2 separate regions of the Mus musculus genome follow, and region 2 is linked to region 1. A link is a loop called in an ENCODE intact Hi-C map of the cell type or tissue named here. Cell type or tissue: heart. All regions are shown on one strand. Region 1 has its middle 22 kb from the start of Gm39895. Region 2 has its middle 4.0 kb from the start of Gm39896.

What was found. Peaks named below come from ENCODE experiments on the same cell type or tissue, not always from the same donor. Only the 100,000 strongest peaks of a DNase experiment are listed, where the experiment ranks them.
Region 2: it touches region 1 in a loop (1.9-fold over the local background); 2 of 42 quality-filtered maps call a loop at or near these places.

Annotation. Positions count from the first base shown.
Region 1 is chr2:103,870,622-103,873,121 of GRCm38, reverse strand. No RefSeq gene overlaps it. Among named protein-coding and RNA genes, the nearest start is that of Gm39895, 22 kb to the left of the region's middle. In heart, a CTCF peak has its summit at 1,001 (motif pointing left); a DNase peak (open chromatin) is centred at 981.
Region 2 is chr2:103,930,946-103,933,445 of GRCm38, reverse strand. No RefSeq gene overlaps it. Among named protein-coding and RNA genes, the nearest start is that of Gm39896, 4.0 kb to the left of the region's middle. In heart, no CTCF peak of the experiment used is centred here; DNase peaks (open chromatin) are centred at 1,215 and 1,665.

The DNA of each region.
Region 1 (2,500 bases):
AGGAGAGCCAGGACTACATAGAGAAATATGTCTCAAAAGCAAGCAAACAAACAACAACAACAACAAAAATATCAACACAAAATGGTGAACTTTAAAAAAAATCATTATTTACAATTGTATTCTGTAGTAGAGGTGATTTGAAGTACAAAGTACACAGAGGACATGCACTGGTTATATAGAAACGCTATGCCTCTCTACATAAAGACCTGAGTATAAGCCAGGCGTGGTGGCACACGCATTTAATCCCAGCACTCGGGAGGCAGAGGTAGGCGGATTTCTGAGTTCGAGGCCAGCCTGGTCTGTAAAGTGAGTTCCAGGACAGCCAGGGCTATACAGAGAAACCCTGTCTCGAAAAACCAGAAAACACCAAAATCCAAAAACCAAAAACCAAACAAAAACAAACAAACAAACAAAAAAGACCTGAGTATACATGAGTATATCCAGCAAGTACTAGAACCAACCACCCATGAAAACACAAGGGCATGCAATTTATTTAGCAGATCGTTAACCAAGAAGGGAGCCCTGGTGTTCTATCAGGTCCAGCTAAAGAAATGACTAGCAAGATGACACATCTGTCACCATGCCTGAGAATGTGAGTTCAATCCCAGGAGCCAACATGCTATACAGAGAGAACCAACTCCCTCGAGTGTCTTCTGGCCTTCATACATGTGCTGTGACACATTTGTTCATGCACATGCCTGTACACACCACACACACACACACACACACACACACACACACACACACACACACCTGGAACGTTGCTGATAAAGGCTAACAGCATTTTTTTTTTCTTGGCTTACTGATTTATCAAAAATCCTGCCTGTGCCTGGACACCCAGTGCATGAGGATGTGCAATTACAGAGCTAGCAGCTGTGTGTGTCCCCATCCCTGCCCGCACCTCTGATGCTGCCGGTCTCAGTGTCTCCCTTGCCTTCAGGCTCTTGGCTCAGGCTTTGGGATCTCAGGAGATGACAAACCAGCATCGCCACCTGGAGGACAGCACGAGAATCAGGGTAAGAAAAGACTGTCAGGGGCTCCAGACAAACTAACTCAGCTGTTTTGTGCACTTGTGCTGTGCTAATGAGACTGAGTTCACAGGCTCATCCCCAGAGGGACCAATTAGCACGACACTGAGAGGCACCCTTTGGAGCACAGCCTCGGTCGCTACCCTTGGCCCCCAAGTCACATTTGTGTGTGGCTGTTGGTCAGGAAGTGGCTTCGTCAATCTAAACTTACTTTTCATAATTTCTAATAAGCCCAGTTGTAAAGCCGTGTGGGAACAACACAGTGATGAAGAGCTGTCCCCTACTCCTAAGAGCCATGAGCCTGCAACAATGTTTCCTCAAATGAGCCCAAGACACTAGCAGGAGCCGTGAGGATAAATGGTTCCACAGTGCCAAATTAGCTCAGAGAACATTGATCTAATCAACGTGAGGGGATTCTTTTCAGGAGAGCGCCTCAGAGCCATCTGCCTGCTGATGGAGGCTGTTCATTTTCTGAGATGTTGTGTGTCATGCTTCCCAAGTCTAGCAGGCACAGGCAATCCCTCCTCCCACTCCACCCTCCAATTTAAAAAAAAAAATGGTTTGAAGTAATTTTAAGTAATAAATGATCTGACCCAGGGTGTGGCTACTTCTACAAGAATATGTATTTTAAGAGACAGTTTGTCCACAGAGAAAGGATCACAGTTTAATGCCAAGATTACTTTTTAAAAATAGATTGTAACATGATGTCCTATTAAAAAGATAGAACACTTGAGAAGGAAGAAAAAAAACACTCAAAAAGGCACCAAAATATTAGTAGTATTGACCTGTTGGAGTGGCTGTTATATCTCTATGTGTTCTTCAGGGTTTCCTCAGTGAGCATTTATACAAAGTTTAAAGCAATGGGGCTGGAAAGATGACTCTATAGATAAGAGCACTTGCTGCTCCTGCCGAGGTCCCAGGTGCAATGCCCAGCACCCATGTGACAGCTCAAGTGTCTGTGACTCCAGTTCAAGGGGATTCGTCTCCCTCTTCTGGCTCCCGAGAGCACCAGGAGTGCATGTGGTACATAGACATACAAGCAGGCAAAACACCCATCCGCAGAACATAAAGATACGTCATGAGGCTCGGTGCACACACTGTTAATCTCAGAACTCGGAGGGCAGAGGCAGGTTGATGTTTGAGGCCAGCCTGGTCTGTATACCAAGTCCCAAGACATCCAGGACTACAGAGTCAGACCCCATCTCAAAAACAAAGTAGTAATAATAACAATAATAATAATAACAACAACAATAATAATAACCACAGGGGTTGGAGAGATAGATGGCTCTTAGGTACAAGCACTTGTTGCCTCCTCAGAGTTACTGGGTTCAGTTCTCAGCACCCTTGAGGTGTCTCACAACCATTCCTAAATCCAGTTCCAGAAGATCTGATGTCCTCTTCTGACCTCTCTTGGCACCAAACATGCATACAGTGTACATACAAACATACGTGCAGGCAAAATAATCAAACAC
Region 2 (2,500 bases), 60 kb before region 1:
AAATAAAATAAAGTCAAATAAAAATATAATTCTTTATTTTTAAAAGCAGTTTTATGTTGACTACATTAAAATTAAAAATTTCTCCTTTTCAAAAGACATCAGGAAGAACCAAGTACCAGAGAGAAGACAATTATGATATTGACATATGAATGAAAAACATTGTATCCAGAGTACATGAGGGTGGATAAGCCGATAAAAAAGGGCACATGCTGATCTCACAGAGCTCTGTTCCCAGCACCCACTCTGAGCCACCACAACCACCTGTAACCACCTCCAGGGGTCACACACACACACACACACACACACACAGAGAGAGAGAGAGACAGAGAGAGAGAGAGAGAGAGTTTAAAATAAATGAACAAAACAAAAAACCAACCTGGGCTAAAGTGTCAAAGAGGTACTTCCTAAAGTAAAAATCCAAGTGGCTGATAAACAGAGCAGTGGCTCTCAATCTGTGGTCAGATATCAGATATCCTGAATATCAGATATTTATATGGCAATACAACAGAAGCAAAATAATAGTTGTGAAGTAACAACAAAATAATTTTAAGGTTGGGGCGTGGGTCCCAGCACTGGGACAGGTGAGAATCGCTTAGTAATGAGGATTTACAAGCACCAGAATAGACATCGCTGATGGAGCTGCTGAAGCTCAAAGCCTGGCCGTGTTGCTGAGAACGCAGAGGGGCCGGCATGTTCTTCTGCTGCTGCTGGGAACACATAAAGCCGGAGCCATCACCTTGAGAAATCGACAGTGTCTGCTAACTGTGGCTGGTGCACGCCCACAGTGCAGTACCACTCCCAAACACACATTCTAAGTCCAGCCCCGGAAAAAACATTTCTGTAAAATTTGAAGTGAATTTTAGGCTTGGGGTGGGGGGGATGTGGGGTCTCTGCTCAGCTCTGCTTAACATTAAGTCATTCATTGACAATGCATTAAAAACACACACACACACACACACAAAACAATTGACGTGGCTTTTACTGTGCCACTTAAGTTTTATTTATTGACACAGAAATTTGAATTTCATCTAATTTTCATGTGTCATGAAATATTGTTCTTTGGGTTTCTTCCCAACCATTTAAAACTGTTTTTAAAATAAAACAAAGCCCAGTGCTGGGACTGGGGAAATGACTTGGCAAATAGGAGCCCTTGCTGTGCTTGCCTGACAATGCCTGAGAACCAGAGATCAAATCCCCAGAGCTTCAAGCGCTGGGTGTGGTCATGAATATATCTGTAGCCCTAGCACTGTGGGGTCAGTGAATGGAGACGGGAGGATCACTGGGGTTGCTGGCCACCTGCCTAACTCCAGGTTCAGTGAGAGACTGTGATGAAAGGGAGTGAGGCAGAGTGATATACCTCTATGAGCCTCTATGGGCATATACCACACCCACCCATCTCTCTCTCTCTCTCTCTCTCTCTCTCTCTCTCTCTCTCACACACACACACACACACACACACACACACATCTCTCTCACACACACAGACACACACACAGAGAAACATGCGTGCACACAGACAGAGAGACACAGACAGAAAGCAGTTGTTCTAGGCAATAGTCAACCTGGAGCAGTTCCCTGGTAGAGTACTTATCTGGCATGTATAGTCCCGGTCCTGATAAAGGAAAAGAGAAAGCATCCTTTGCTCTTGGACCATCTAAGGGCAGGTCGTGGCCAGGGCTGGCCTGCAGGCCACAGTCTGGAGCGCTGCCTGATCCGAGGAAGCAGAAGAGCCTTTATGGCCAAATAATTTGTTGGAAATGAAACTTGTAGATTCCAGTCTGGACTGCCTATGTCAGACTCTCTAGGGAGAGAGGCCACGGGTCTGCTTTCCAGCGAGCTGACTAGCACAGAGATAAAGAGATCCATACACACGCACACCCAGAGGTTCATAGGAGTATTATTTGTAATAAACCCCACACTGAAACTACTTCCAAGTCCAGGAATAGTCAAGTGTGCAAAAGCAGTGAAATAAATAAGCAGAAGGATATTTGAAAACAGAGATGAACGAAATGGAGCATCATGCAATGTATTGTAAAGATAATACTGAGTACTCCGTGGTTCTGTACAATATAAAACTCAAAAGCAGAGGAACTAAACTTTATCACATACTAAAAGTTACCTTCGTTAACTTAGGATTCCTATTCTTTGAAGGTGAAAAAGATTGGCTGTGGGGCGGCACACTGGCACTTCTAGAGGGCTCCCAATGCCCTGCTTCTGACCCTTGTGATCCTTGTGCATGTGTTCATCAAGTGTACACTTATGTTTCCTGTTCTCTCTCTCTCTCTCTCTCTCTCTCTCTCTCTCTCTCTCTCTCTCTCTGTCTGTCTTTCTCTCTCTCACTATGTGTGTGTTTCACAATAAAAAATTTTAAAAGAAAAACAACTGCCAGGAGGAACCACATTCAGCAAGAACCCTGCATGTAGAACCTGCCAGATCCACTTCACACCTTCACTTCCTGCTTGGCCGATTCCCCATAGCCCACCCAACTGCAAGTTCGAAT